2 separate regions of the Homo sapiens genome follow, and region 2 is linked to region 1. The links are chromatin loops, found by intact Hi-C in ENCODE. Cell type or tissue: natural killer cell. All regions are shown on one strand.

Evidence for each region. Peaks named below come from ENCODE experiments on the same cell type or tissue, not always from the same donor. Only the 100,000 strongest peaks of a DNase experiment are listed, where the experiment ranks them.
Region 2: it touches region 1 in a loop (3-fold over the local background); 2 of 110 quality-filtered maps call a loop at or near these places.

Annotation. Positions count from the first base shown.
Region 1 is chr9:69,417,513-69,425,512 of GRCh38, forward strand. LOC124902177 (a long non-coding RNA gene) reads right to left here and starts at 5,003. Exons shown (of 2, transcript XR_007061568.1): 1 at 4,571-5,003. RefSeq lists a silencer at 4,961-5,255. In natural killer cell, CTCF peaks have their summits at 4,809 (motif pointing right) and 5,012; a DNase peak (open chromatin) is centred at 4,869.
Region 2 is chr9:69,371,930-69,379,929 of GRCh38, forward strand. ENTREP1 (endosomal transmembrane epsin interactor 1) reads left to right here. Exons shown (of 11, transcript NM_001347995.2): 4 at 3,807-3,935; 5 at 5,441-5,548; 6 at 5,682-5,815. Among named protein-coding and RNA genes, the nearest start is that of ENTREP1, 51 kb to the left of the region's middle. In natural killer cell, no CTCF peak of the experiment used is centred here; no DNase peak of the experiment used is centred here.

The sequences.
Region 1 (8,000 bases):
CCATTATGTAATGGCCTTCTTTGTCTCTTTTGATCTTTGTTGGTTTAAAGTCTGTTTTATCCGATACTAGGATTGAAACCCCTGCCTTTTTTTGTTTTCCGTTTGCTTGGTAGATCTTCCTCCATCCCTTTATTTTGAGCCTATGTGTGTCTCTGCACATGAGATTGGTTTCCTGAATACAGCACATGGATGGGTCTTGACTCTTTATCCAATTTGCCAGTCTGTGCCTTTTAATTGGAGCATTTAGCCCATTTACATTTAAGGTTAGTATTGTTATGTGTGAATTTGATCCTGTCATTATGATGTTAGCTGGTTATTTTGCTCGTTAGTTGATGCAGTTTTTTCCTAGCCTCGATGGTCTTTACAATTTGGCATGTTTTTGCAGTGGCTGTTACTGGTTATTCCTTTCCATGTTTAGTGCTTCCTTCAGGAGCTGTTTTACAGCAGGTCTGGTGGTGACAAAAATCTCTCAGCATTTGCTTGTCTGTAATGTACTTTATTTCTCCTTCACTTATGAAGTTTAGTTTGGCTGGATATGAAATTCTGGCTTGAAAATTCTTTTCTTTAAGAATGTTGAATATTGGCCCCACTCTCTTCTGGCTTGTAGAGTTTCTGCCAAGAGATCCGCTGTTAGTCTGATGGGCTTCCCTTTGTGGGTAACCTGACCTTTCTCTCTGGCTGCCCTTAACGTTTTTTCCTTCATTTCAACTTTGGTGAATCTGACAATTATGTGTCTTGGAGTTCTCTTCTCGAGGAGTATCTTTGTGGCGTTCTCTGTATTTCCTGAATTTGAATGTTGGTCTGCCTTGCTAGATTGGGGAAATTCTCCTGGATAATATCCTGCAGAGTGTTTTCCAACTTGGTTCCATTCTCCAGGTCACTTTCAGGTACACCAATCAGATGTAGATTTGGTCTTTTCACATAGTCCCATATTTCTTGGAGGCTTTGTTCCTATCTTTTTATTCTTTTTTCTCTAAACTTCTCTTTATGCTTCATTTCATTCATTTTGTCTTCCATCACTGATACCCTTTCTTCCAGTTGATCACATCGGCTACTGAGGCTTGTGCATTCATCACGTAGTTCTCTTGCCATGGTTTTCAGCTCCAAAGGTCCTTTAAGGACTTCTCTGCATTGGTTATTCTAGTTATCCATTCATCTAATTTTTTTTCAAGGTTTTTAACTTCTTTGCCATTCGTTCGAACTTCCTCCTTTAGCTTGGAGTAGTTTGATTGTCTGAAGCCTTCTTCTCTCAGCTCGTCAAAGTCATTCTCCATCCAGCTTTGTTCCGTTGCTGGTGAGGAGCTGCGTTCCTTTGGAGGAGGAGAGGTGCTCTGATTTTTAGAGTTATTCCAGTTTTTCTGCTCTGGTTTTTCCCCATCTTTGTGATTTTATCTACCTTTGCCTTTGATGATGGTGATGTACAGATGGGGTTTTGGTGTGGATGTCCTTTCTGTTTGTTTAGTTTTCCTTCTGACAGTTAGGACCCTCAGCTGCAGGTCTGTTGGAGTTTGCTGGAGGTCCACTCCAGACCTTGTTTGCCTGAGTATCAGCAGCAGTGGCTGCAGAACAGCGGGTATTGGTGAACCGCAAATGCTGCTGCCTGATCGTTCCTCTGGAAGTTTTGTCTCAGAGGAGTACCCGGCTGTGTGAGGTGTCAGTCTGCCCCTACTAGGGGGTGCCTCCCGGTTAGGCTACTTGGGGGTCAGGGACCCACTTTAGGAGGCAGTCTGCCCATTCTCAGATCTCAAGCTGTGTGCTGGGAGAACCACTACTCTCTTCAAAGCTGTCAGACAGGGACATTTAAGTCTGCAGAGGTTACTGCTGCCTTGTGTTTGTCTATGCCCTGCCCCAAGAGGTGGAGCCTACAGAGGCAGGCAGGCCTCCTTGAGCTGTGGTGGGCTCCACCCAGTTCGAGCTTGTTGGCAGCTTTGTTTACCTACTCAAGCCTCGGCAATGGCGGGCACCCCTCCCCCAGCCTTGCTGCCACCTTGCAGTTTGATCTCAGACTGCTGTGCTAGCAATGAGCGAGGCTCCATGGGCGTAGGACCCTCTGAGCCATGTGTGGGATATAATCTCCTGGTGTGCCATTTGTTAAGCCCAATGCCTCGCCCTGCTTCGGCTCACACAAGGTGTGCTGCACCCACTGTCCTGCACCCACTGTCCGGCACTCCCCAGTGAGATGAACCTGGTACCTCAGTTGGAAATGCAGAAATCACCCATCTTCTGCATTGCTCATGCTGGGAGCTGTAGACTGGAGCTGTTCCTATTCGGCCATTTTAATCACATTTCTAATAGAAATTGAATATTGGAGGATTTCTAGTGAACATGTGAGGGGAAGAAGATCAAAAGATCACTTTGCACTGGAAACATTTCACTGTGTTTGTGCTGTGGTTGGAGATTTCAGTAAGATGGGAGCTGAGCAGAGGCCTACTGTGTGTCCTGTGAGGCCACTGCACTGGAGGCGACCTCAGGTGTCACTTGGAATGCTGTCTCTTCTCCCTTAGCCAAGGCAGGTCCTGGAGACCTTCAGAGCCTGTTTTCTAATGCTGTGGCAAACAACTAAAATGTCGACATTTGACCTGTGTGCTCCCAAATGGACCATAAAAAGATGATTGCTTATTTTATTTAGTAATAAAAGTAATATTTTTAGGCCACCCCTCCACAAGAAAGCTTAGAAATTGCTTAAGTAGCTGAGAAGCTGGCCACAGCAGGTGTGCTGGTAAGTGTTTAACAACCAGCTCTCTGGGGGGGAAACTATGAGTGTGCATCTGTGCTTATTTACCTGATATAAAGAATGTGTAACACACAGTTTACAAATAATAATAATATATTCACTCATTTTTTGGGGGGGGTGCAGGTAGAAACTCACTCTGTTGCCCAGGCTGGAGTGCAGTGGTGCAATCATAGCTCACTGCAGCCTTAAACTCCTGGGCTCAAGCAATCCTCCTGCCCCAGCCTCCCAAGTAGCTGGGACCACAGGCACGTGACACCATGTCTGGCTAATGTTTTATGTTTTTGTAGAGAAGGAGGACTTGCACTGTTGCCCTAACTGGTCTTCAACTCCTAGGCTCAAATGATCCTGTTGCCTCAGCCTCCCAAAGCTCTGAGTTTACAGGTGTGAGCCACCATGCCCCGCCTCACTAATCTTTATTGCAAATGCCACCCACCTATAACTTCAGTATGACTTGGTATTTCCTGCAAACTCACAATCAGTTTTTCTAATTCTGTTACCAAGAATAGTGTCACCAAACCAGACTACAAATAAATGTTTGACTCCTATGTGAATCGCCAAAGATGTTACTCATAATACTGGTGAATGAATGGAGCTCTGACATGCTACACTGTGGGAGGCTGTGGCTCTGGGTGTGGTAGAGCTGGTTGCCATCATAAAGAAAAGCTCAAGTGAATGGGGGGAGAGCAGGTAGAACTGGAACCCATGAGGACAGAGTTCTGTCCTACCTGCCTCCCACTGCAGTGATGTGGGGACCTGCAGGAGGAGTTAGTCCCACTCACACCTGGCCCAGGTCTCAGAGATACTGAGGGAGAATCTGGAGGAGCTGCCGACCGGCTGCTTCTCTGAGCCGCTGGTGCAAGCCAGCAGACCATCGACAACGTGTATGAGCTGCGACAGCCCCTGGTGTTGCCGGGACCCACAGTGCATTTTGGCTGACGCTTCCTATCTGCCCTCCAAATCTCACCTAAACCTCTCCTGCAGTCCTCATTTGGAATCATACAGGGAGGGAAGTCTGGAAAACAAAGTTCTAGCCTAGTTAAGTTGACTTGATGGAACGCCACCATGCTTGCTTGATGCTTCTGTGCTAGGTGGGGATCTCCTCACCCTGTTGTTCCAGGTTTCTTTGCCTCTGCATGGAAAGCTGTTTTTCAACCATGGGACCTGGAAAACTCCTGTAGTATATTCAAACCCTGCAAAGATCTCACTCGCTCTGAGAAAAGCTCCCGGACCCTTCCCCTCCAGGACTAGTTCTGTACCTTGTACTCAATGACTGTGTCTACTGCACATGCTAAATGTTCAAGGACAGAGTCACTAATGGTTAGAACAACTGAGCCAAGCTGTGCCCATCGCATAGGTGAAGAACTGGAGGAGCAGAGTGGTTGAGTAGCTTGCCAAGATCACACAGTGACAATTGGTAGGAAAGCTGTAATTTGAACCCGGTCTGTGACTCCTCTTTTAATTATAACCCACGGTGACTAGAAAGTCAAGGGAGATTTGGCTCCTGCCCATAAGAAACTCCAATTAGTGGAGGGGAAAGAGGTGGTTAAGGTAGTAAGTAGCTGGTCAGTTGTGCTATGTCTGAGACTGACAATAGGAGCAGAATGTGGAGTAGACCCTGGATAAGGGGGTCCAGGGTAGGAATGAGGTTGTTTCCCGCCTTCCGCCTTCCGCCTTCCACTTCCCGCAGCGGTAGCCTCAGCCTTCTAGGAATGGCTTCTCCCCAGCTGGAGGAAGGGACTAGAAGGCAGCAGTTATCTATGCTGCTTGCCGCGCCACTGTCACAAAGACTCTGGAGCTAGCCTGAGAACTGGGGTCACAGCAGTGTGCTCAGCCTACCTCCAGGGCCTCCTGGGTCTGGCCAGTAGGAAGATGAGGTCCGCGTTGTTGTCTGTCAGCAGCTGGGATCATACAAAGGAGCATTAGCCTGGGAGCTAGGGAGTGAGGTTCTAGCTGCCTGCTCGCTGTGTAGTCTCCAGCAAGTCCTACCCCTCTTGGGGTCTTTGGTTTCCTTATCTGGAAAACAAGGGGCCTGGGATGGGTGGCCAAGGCTCCTCCTTCCCTCAATCGCCTGGGAATCTTGGCAGTTATTTGGATTTGGCATTTCTCATGTAATTCCACCAGAGGGCGCCAAATACTAGCTCTTACCAACTTGGTTCCTGAAGCGGGTGTCTGCTGGGGAGGGCGCAGAGGAGGTGGAGTGTGAGTTGAGTGTGATAGTGTGGAAGCAATTAGCAATTAAGTGTATGTGAGTGAGTGTGTGTGTGTGTGTGTGTGTGTGTGTAGCACCAAAGCTCCTGTAACCGCCTATATCTCCCACCACCACCCTCTGCCTGCTGGCTGCATCTTCAGCCACTTGAATTCTCCTTTCTTAGCCTCCACGCCCTACCAGAGAGGCCTGGCCTCAGGGCCTTTGTCCTTGCTGTCCCTTTAGCTTGGAACACGCATCCCTAAGGCATCCACAGGGCCCTCCCTCACTTCTTCTTCATGAGGCATTCCTAACCAACCTACATAAAATAGCCACCCCCAAACTCATTCTAAGCTTTAGTTAAAAACATTAAAGAAAACTGTGGTAAAATATACCATAACATAAAAAGTACTATTTTAACCATTAATTTTTAAAATAAGAATATAGTTAAATACATATAACATAAAATTTCCCATCTTAGCTATTTTTAAGTGCATAGTTCAGTAGTGTAGCGTACATTCACATTGCTGTGCAATCAGTCTGCAGGGCTCTCTTTTTCTGGCAAAACTGGAGCTCTGTACCTACTTAACAATAACTCTTCATTTCCTCCACTCCTCTACTTTCTGTCTGTAAGAATTTGACTACATCAGGTATCTCATGTAAGTGGAATTATACAGTATTTATCTTCTTGTGACTGGCTTATTTCACTCAGCATAATGTCCTTCCAGTAGCGATAAACCCTTATGCTAGCATGTGCCAGAATTTCCTTCCTTTTTAAGGCTGAATAATATCCCACTGTGTGCCTGTACCATGTTGTGTTGACCCACTCATCGATGGACACTTTGGTTGCTTCTGTCTTTTGGCTGTTGTGAATAATGCTACCATAAATAGGGATGTACAAATACCTGTTTGAACTCCTGATTTCAATTATTGTTATTATTATTTTTTGAGACAAGGTCTTAGTCTGTTGCCCAGCCTGGATTGCAGTGGCACAATTTCAACTCACTGAAGCCTTGACCTCCCAAGCCCTAAGCAATCCTCCCAATTCAGCTTCCTGAGTAGCTGGGACTCCAGACTTGCACCACCACGTCCAGTTAATTTTATTTTTTTTTGTGGAGACAGGGTTTTGCTATGTTGCCCAGACTGGTCTGGAACTCCTGAGCTCAAATGATCCCCCTGTCTTGGCCTCCCAAAGTGCTGAGATCACAGGTGTGAGCTATCACACCTGGCCCCTGCTTTCAATTCTTGTTCCATGCTTTTATATTTTATTTTATTTTATTTATTTTGAGATAGGGTCTCGCTCTGTTGCCCAGGCTGGAGGGCAGTGTCCATGCTTTATTTTTTCTGCAGAGCACTAATTACCAACCAACTGCCCTCCTCCTGCCCACAACTAGAGATGCAAATGATTTCTATTTGGTAGAAAGATAACCCTAAAGGTTATAATTGTATTGCCTTAAGGACATTAGCCAGTTTTGTTTTATTTTATTTTATTGTTGAGACGGAGTCTCGCTCTGTCACCCAGGCTGTAGTGCAGTGGTGCAATCTCGGCTCACTGCAACCTCCGCTTCCTGGGTTCAAGCGATTCTCATGCCTCAGTCTCCCATGTTGCTGGGATTACAGATGCCCACCACTATGCCTAATTTTTGTGTTTTTGGTAGAGGTGGGGTTTCACCACGTTGGCCAGGCTGGTTTCAATCTCCTGACCTCAGATGATCCACCCGCCTCGGCTTCCCAAAGTTCTGGGATTACAGGTGTGAGCCACCATGCCCAGTCGCAACCGGTTTTACTTCAAACCTAGTAATTTTATTCTAACATTCTTTTAAAAATGTCTATAAATACTTAGGTCCTCCAAATACTTTTTGGACCAGCTTTACCATCTTACTTGTTTCATCATTAATGATTAATAAATCTCTGATATGTGTTCATTCCATCTTTGTTATGGGAGTTATGTTTTTTAACTTTTAAAAAAGTATGCATTGGCATCTAGAAGTTTTTCCCAGGGGCTAAAATCTGCTTTTGGATGAAATTCAGTACATCAGTAGTTTAGGACTTCGGGTGTTTGGGGGCGACCTGCACTAAGCCATGCAAGTGCGTGCGGAGCCTCTTGAGTTGTGGCTCCCGTTGGTGTACCCAGGGGGTCTGGAAATTCCAGGAAGCTTATGAGGACCTGGATCTGCTGGGCCCCAGGAACGGCCAGTACTTCCTCAGCAACCACTATGCGCCATGCACATTCTGAAAGCTTTCTATGTGTTAGCTTATCCTCACACGGTCTCCCTGAGATAAACACTAGTTTGCAGATGAGGAAACAAGCTCAGAGGGTTTAAGGAACTCTGAGGATCACAGTTTAAGCAAAAATTATAGAAGAAAGACCTAAATAAAGTGGTTCTATGTGCATCAAGGTGGTTAAATGGTTTTTTTCTCTAGTTCTGCAATTTCATCTAAGATCAAAGCCAAGAGGGGGAAGCTAAGGTATAGTCTATGGTAGGAGCAGCCTTGCCTGTGGGGGCAGACCACACCCACACAGGCAGATACCATCCATCAGGGGACTGTGGTCTCCTGTGGGACAGACAGACTTCCAGGGAGCTTGCTGAGAGGTGCCAGTTCAAAGACTAGACCCTCCCACCAGCTGTCTTCCCACCGTCATCCTGGTGATGTGAGAGGGGTGTTGTCATTGGCGGGGGATGGGTGCAGAATTCAGGAAAGGAGCTACTTACTCGCCACTCCACTCTGGGAGGCAAGGGAATATTGACCTCGTCAAGGGAGGCGAATCCCAAGAGCATCACTGTGAAGGCTGGGGGCCTGTGCCCTCCACTTGCCTCCCCACACACTGAACTGGGTGCTGGTAACGTCTTATCTACATGTGGCCGAGGGACCGGACCAGCAGAAGGTGTGGTGCTGTGGGTGGTGAGAGAGATAATAGGAAGCAATGGCTCTGGGATGGGCAGGGGAGAGACAGCCAGGGGTGCCCCTCCCTTCCTCTGAGGGTGAGGAGGATGGTTGCTGGATGCTTCAGGAGCTTGCTGGCTGGGGAGATGGTGGCTGCAGGCGGCTGGGGACACAACCTGTGTGGAAGAGGTGTGC
Region 2 (8,000 bases), 46 kb before region 1:
GATATTGCCAGAATACAGGTCAACAGTCTTTTATCTGAAACCTTTGGAGGCCAGGTGTGTGTCAGCATTTAGAGTTTTTCCAGTTTTAGAAGATTAAATATTTTGCATATACTATTTATTATGTAGCATGCCAGTGGAGTCTGGGACAGCAGGCTGTTATCATGACTTCTGGTTTTCAGAGCTTTTTGGATTTCAGCATTGTGAGTAAGAGGTTGTGGACTTGTACCATCTCTGAACTTAAAAGAAAATAAATTTTATTGTGGTAAAATACACATAGCATGAAATTTACCATCTTAACCATTTTTAAGTCTACAGTTCAGTAGAGGTAAGTATATTCACATTGTTGACAACCAATCTCTAGAACTCTTTTCATATTGTAAAACTGAAAGTCTATGCATATTGAACAGCAACAGCTCCCCATCCTCCAGCCCCTGGCAATCACCATTTCACATTCCGTTTCTATGAATTTGAGTATCCTAGGTACCTCATACAAGTAGGATAATATGCTGTTTGTCTTTTTGTGACTGGATTATTTCACTTAGCATCATCTCCTCAAGGTTCATCATGTTGTAGCATGTGTTAGAATTCCCTTCCTTTTTAAGACTATATAATATTCCATTGTATATACATGATACCTTTTGTTTCTCCATTTATCTGTGATGGATATTTAGGTTGGCCCCCACTCTTGGTTATTGTGAATAACATTGCAACGAACATGGGCCTGCAAACATGTCTCTGAGATCCTGGTTTTAATTCTTTTGGATATATAACCAGAAGTGATCATTTGGTAATTCTATTTTAAATTTTTTGAGGAAACTTTGTATGGTTTTTCATAGCAACTGCACCATTTAATATTTCCATCAACAGTGCACACGGGTTCCAATTTCTGCACATCTTCACTGACACTTGTTATTTTCTGCTTTTTTTTTTTAAAGTGGCCATTCTAATGGGTATAAGGTGATACCTCATTTGGTTTTGATTTGCATTTTCCTTATGATTAGTGATGTTGATAGTCTCTTCATATGCCTGCTGGCTATTTGTATGTCTTCATTAAAGGAAGAATGTCTATACAAGTCTTTTGCACATTTTAAAATTGAGTTATTTTTTTTTTTGTTATTGAGTTATAGAAGTTCTTTATATATTCTGTATATCAGAATATATATACCACAAAACCAACACTGTGATTATTTCTGATGTTATAATTATAAAAGTTTGGGCAAGCCATGAAAAGTATAAGGCAGAACTTAAATATCATTTGAATTCCCACTATCCCTGGATAACAATTTGGCCATGTGTTAAGCATCTCTTTATGCACAAAAACAGACATAATCAACAGGATCATGTTGTAAGTGTTGTTTTCCTTTGGGGAAATTACTGACAAATGAAACCTTTTTGGGCAAGGGGTTGCTCTTCTCTTCTCTTTCCCACTCTGCCCATACCTGTCACCCCAAATCCTTAGTAACAGGCTGGGGAATTATATTTCATAATGTTTTCATGGTCATGTAATCTTACATAAATATGTATGGAGTGGGGTCGTTCATGATTTTTTTTTAAATGAGGTATATTGTATGTACTTCCCTGCATCCTGTTTTTATCACTTAAAGATGTATCACTTAGAGATAGATTAAATACAGACTAACACCCTTAATTTCTTTTACCAAGTTAGTTCCTTATTTTGTTATTGCCTGTTGTGGCTTGGGTTTTGACCAGTAGACACAGTGCTGCCATTAATATCATTCTGTATATCCTCAGGGAGATTTTAGTCCTAAGCGGAGTAGGTTCCCAGGACAAGGAATTGTTCTCAGCAGTATCTTTTCTCCTGCTTATCTCATTTATTATTACAAATTCAACCATTTTATTGTTCTATCCATCGCTTTTAAATTGGGGTAGAAGTTACAGTGAAAAACACAAATCTTAAGTGTGCAGTTCATTATAAGTTTTGACCAATGTATACATTCATTTTGACAAATGTATACACTCATGTTATACTCCAAACAATTTCTATACTCCAAACAAAATATTGTTTGTTGTACTCCAAACAATATTTCTGTCACCCTAAAAAGTTCTTTAGTGTCTCTTTTCAGGCAGTCTCTACTCTCTCATAGGCAACCACTGTTCCTGTTTCTTTCACCATGGGTTAGTTTTGCATGTCCTTGAACTTCATGTAGATGGAGTCACACGGTTTGAAAGTTTTTGTGTCTGACTTATTTTGCCCAGTGTAATGTTGTTGAAATTCATCCATATTTTTATATTGTATCTGTTGTTTGTTCCTTTTTTCAGGACACTATTTCATTTTATAAAAATACCAGAATTTTTTTGTTTTTTTGTTCTCTTGTTGATGGACAGTTAGGTTGTTTCCAGTTTGGGGGTATTATGAACAAAGCTGCTGTGAGCATTATTGTTTTGGGGAGGCAGTTTTCATTTCTCTTGAGTGAATACCTAGGCACGGAGCTGCTGGATGATGCGGTGCTAAAGAGTTTTCCAAAGTGGTTGGGGAAGTGAGTATTTTTAATTTAAAATGGATAGTCAGTTCCTTCATTAAAGGGCTTAAACTCACCAGTGACTGGTGAATTTCTACCAGTGGCTCTCCACGTCTCCACCAGCAAAGAGAGTTTCTCTCTTTTTAAAGTTGTGCCAGTCTGATGAAGCCAGAGTGAGAGCTTGCTGTCACTCTAATTTGTAGTTCCCTGAGTGCTTAAGATGGCATCATCATTTTTTAAAAAGCTCTCCAGAAAATTCAAATGTACAGGCAGGATTAAGAATGCTGCTATTGAAAGGTGACAGGGGGAAGACAAAGATCTGACCTCTTCAGGCAGTAGCACCAAGAATGCAGGGTGGATGTTCATTATTTAGGATCAGGGAGACTTCTACAAATTTGTTTGTGGATAGGCTAAAGTGACTGATGAGAAGTGAGAATAAGTTTTTAGAAATATTGGGCAGAGATGGGATTAAGAATGGAGGTGAAGGTATTAGATTCTGCAAGGATCAGGAATAGGGGAGAAGGAACGCACAGTGCACAGTTGCCTGGAATCATTTTGCACAGTGCCTGAGGTTTCTTTGTATCCAGTGGGAAAATTAATTGGTATTCGTGATCATTTGTATAATGAGTAAACTTTCAAATAGGGTTGTTTAAAGGGACTGAATTTCACCCATCTGGAAAATTTTGCCATCCAGACTGGCTCACTCCAGAGGTGCCAGGTAGCTGAAGTTTCTGAAGAGCTGGACATCTATGTTATATGGTGTGTGCAGCCCACATAGGCCTGGTTTCCCACTTAACTAAACGCTTTGTATCAAGAATGGACTTGTTTGGGAAGGGAATATTTTGTAAGATGATGCCTAGTATTGTCTGAGAGAGATAGAGCTTTCAGGTTAAGATCTTGAGGCTTGCACCAAGTGCAAAAAATGAAAATCAGAGTGCATTGTGTTGGGGAAAAAAAAGTGAGTTTGGTTCCTTTTGGGGAAGAGTGGGACTCATGTACACGAGCAGAATGGAGGCTGATACTTCATCTCATTTAGCTGCTTGTTTGTTAGTACTAAACAGGATTAGTATGAAAACAGGAAGTTCTCAGCTGGAGACTTTAAAGGAGAAAGGAGGAATATTAAAATTCCCTTTGTTTTGTGAAAGCCACTGAAATTTAGGTTTTGGTTGTTACCATGCTATACCCTAGCCCATCCTGACTGATAGAGGCATTGCCTGACACAGAACCCTGCCATCATCTCATTCTACAGGATTGGTGCTCCATGGTAGAGCCAGGGTATTTTTTCTTAATAATTAAAGTATTTTTTTTTACCTTTCCTCCGTTAAGGTGGACTTAGGTGAAGGCAAGATTTGCTTCTGTTGTGAAGAATTTCAACCAGCCAAGTGCACAGACAAAGAAAATGCCTTGAAACTCTTTCCGGTTCAGCCCTGTAGTGCTGTTCACCTTCTACTTAAGGTACCTCAAACAGATTCCCACCCGCACGGTAAATACACCACGGAGCCCCCAAAGAAGGCAAACTTACTTGAAATATTCCTGTTCTATTACCTCCCTCAAACAATTAAGCTGCTGAAAGCGCATGTGAGTGACCCCAGAGACAGAATTGAATGCAGAAAGAACCACAGATTATTGTGTGTGTTAAATTATGTATGGACAGCTTTCTTTGTGTTGAAGAACTGTAAGATAGTAAAAAATGGAAAGGAGCCTGACTATATATATGTATATGTATACACATACACACATATTTCCACATATAAACATATGCATACGTACATATGTATACCTACACACACATATACGGTGTAGCTTTTAGCAAAACCTTTAAGTCGCACACTCGTGTGTCATTGTTCTGATGCTCATTTGTTTGCTTACATGGGTCATATGGGCCACTGAGTACTACCAGTCTGCAACACGTAGACTAAGGAGAGAGATTGGCCAGAAAATATGGGGGAATTGAAGCACCTTAGCTCTTGTTTAATAAGCAACAACTATAATAAGCCAAAGGTATTAAACAAACAGATGATCCCAGTTGAAGAGAAATACAAAATTAGCCTTCATCAGGGAATTGGATAAAAATTGTGCCCTGACTTAAGGAACATTAGCTCAGTGAGTGACAAAATCAACTGGTGAACCCTGAGGTATGGCTTTTTGAGAGTCCACTTCTGCCGGTTTTCTTTAGATATTTGTTTTGGGTTTCATTTTGGTGGGGAGGAAGAATCTCCAAGGAAAGAGAGAACTGTTCCAAGCTACCAGCTCTGGGTTGTGTGGGATGTGGAAATGGCCTGCTTTCCATGGCTTCTGCATTTTTGGTAGCTGAGTCACCCCCAAACTTTCTGAGCCAGGACTTAGCTTGGGGAAAGCCCCACTCAAGGAGCCAGGACTGTACCAACAGAAGCGTTTGGAATGGCCTTTGCTATTTTGAGATGTGTGTTTAGTGGAGAGAAGTCCTATTTACACTCTGGCTGGGCCAGCTCCTTCAGTGTCCTCGTCGTGTGCATGGGGCAGCACAGCCAATTGCTCTTGAAATAGAATTAGTGGCCACAAATTAAGCAGTGTGCTGTGCTGGTGGGAGGCTGTGGGAGGGAGGAGGCTGGGAATTGCTATCCCTGGGGAAATCAGCCTCAGAAGAGAAGCTCACTGCTCTCCTGGAAGGAATGTTTCTCGACAGTATTCTGATGCTTGCAAAAAGAAATACTATCATACCACGTTGTTCTGTGACAGAAAGCTTCTAAGATAAGTTTTTGGAATTAAGAAGTACACATTATTGCATGAGGGTCATAATAATAGCCAGCATTTATTTGGGCACTTTCCACGAGCCAAACACCATCTAAGTCCTTTACATGCATCCTCTCCTGAGAATTGTCTTATGGAGGCAGCGTTATTATTATTTTAAAGATTTTCTACATTGTATTCTGGTGATGTTTGTTGAAGTACTTAGTGGTGCCATTGTTTCCTTGCCCCAGAAAGTCCTCTTTGCCCTGTGTGCCTTGAATGCCCTGACCACCACCGTCTGCTTGGTGGCCGCTGCCCTCCGCTACCTCCAGATATTCGCAACCAGGAGATCCTGCATCGTAAGTCTATGCAAGGGCATCATGGCCACGTTTCCGCTGAGCCAGCCCATGGACCCCTTCGTGTCATCCACTGCCTCTCTCCCCGTGCCTTTGTAATGAAGGCTGTTGACTAACTGAGCTGCTGTTTAATCAGGATGAATCCCAGATTTCTGCTGAAGAAGCGGAGGATCATGGACGCATCCCCGACCCTGATGATTTTGTGCCGCCTGTGCCTCCCCCTTCCTATTTTGCCACGTTTTACTCGTGCACACCCCGGATGAACCGCAGGTATCGTTCCTGAGTTCCCCTGCAGTCTGAGTGGGATGCTGTGGGTTCTGAAGACTGAAGTGTCTCCAGAACTCACCACATGAGATCTCACTTTTCTTTGAAAAAGAAAAAGAAAAATTTTTCCTGACTTGAGGAACGTTAGCCCAATGAGTGACAAAATCAGCTAGTGAACCCTGTGGTATGGCTTTTAGAGAGTCCACCTCTGCCAGCCTTCTTTAGAAAAATGAAAAACAATTATGCTGTTTTTCAGGGGTTTCTATTCTCTCTGTCTCTCTCTCTCTGTTTTCTGTCTTACTTTCTCTTTTTGTCTGATAAAACAGATGAATCCAAAGAAAAGTTAAACTTTGGCCTGAAGATAGACATTTTCAATTTCAATTAGCTTTCTAAGGGAAACTGACACCCAGGGAGATAACAGCTGTAATTTGACATGATTGAGAGTCGCTGTTGCCTTGGAAACACTCCCAGTTAGGCCAAATCGATGTTTCATTGTAATACCATCAGCAGGTCTCAACAATCAAGAAATTCTTCCTAGCCATTAAAAAGAGATTAATTATTAATTGTCTCTCCCTGGTCTAGAAAAAATAGATACCATACTTATTTTCCTTTTCAAATTTCAAACTTAAAATTTTGACCTTCTTAAATATCAAGGATTTTTATTGGTACAGTGAAATGCCGCATACATCTGTCTGATTGTTAGCAACTTCTAGAATCAAACCTTTTTTTAAAGAATGACTTCATTTAGGCGCGGCGTGGTGGCTCACACCTGTAATCCCAGCACTTTGGGAGGCTGAGGCGGGCAGATCATGAGGTCAGGAGATCAAGACCATCCTGGCTAACCCCCGTCTCTACTAAAAATACAAAAAAATTAGCCGGGCATGGTAGTGGGCACCTGTAGTCCCAGCTACTTGGGAGGCTGAGGCAGGAGAATGGCATGAACCTGGGAGGTGGAGCTTGCAGTGAGCTGAGATCGCACCACTGCACTCCAGCCTGGGTGAGAGCGAGACTTTGTCTCAAAAAAAAAAAAAAGAATGACTTCATTCGTTTATTCATTCAACAAACGTGGAATCCTCTGTGCTGGGTTATTGGAATTCAAAATGAGCTAGACCTGCTTCCTCCTCTACCATTAAGGAGCTCACAGTCTAGGTCATTAAAATGTGTGTTGGAAGGATCACGGTAATATTCAAAAGAGGGACTTTGGGTGCACAGAGAAGGTACACCTAACCCAGAGTGGCAAGGCAGTCAGAGATGGCTTCCTGGATGAAGTGAACTTAAGCTGAGTTTAAAGGATAAGCAAACATCTGTTGAACTTTTTGAAAGAGAATCTCTTAATTCCACAGAAATACTAGTGTCTTTAGCTTCATATTCAGAGGGCCAGAAATTTCTATTTTTTAATCCCTGTAGTACATGTAGAGACTTATCAAACTAACTTGGTGCTGAGCTTGAGGTTTTTAGAGAAGTATTTTCTAATGTCCAGGGTGATGGTATGTGACTTTGAGATAGGTCACCAGTGGGGCTGCCACCCAGACACTGTTAGTGTTCTTTTCAGTGGCTTAGCTGCTGACTCGTCCCTCAGTTATACCTGAACCCTACGTCTATACCCTCCCCAGCTCACTTGCCCAGGCAGGGGCAGAGATGACTGCAAAGCTGGAGGGGATGTCAGCTGGGTGACAGGTGGCCTGGGCTAGGCCTGTGGGACAGCTTGGCCTCTCTGGTGTTCAGGGAGTGGCCTCTACTGGAATTTCAAAGCCTCAGGGGCTGGGATGGCTTCCTTAATCTTTCAGGAAATGAGCCAAGAATGACAGAGGCTGAAGAGATATGGCAGCAAAACACATGTTCTTTCTGTACCTGAGGACACATTTGCAAAAATCTTAGCGCCGTCTCAGGCTGTCTGTAGAGGGTACATTGGAGGACAGTAAAAAATGACTGATATTTCATGGTGGGGATGAGAAATACCCTCTCCAATAAGAAGAATTCTTTGACACTGAGGTTGCGGATGAGCACTCTGTTGACCTAGGAGGAGGCAGCAGACAGATTTAGTTTCTGCAGTGGCAGAAAGGGAAAGTGACTCATGTGGGTTTAGGAGCCGAGCCATCCAGCAGTGTGCTCTGAGCACTCCCGACCTTCCTGTCTCCTCGCTTTCCTTTCTCTTCTCTGCTTCACCATAATAATGCTCATCACTGCAGAT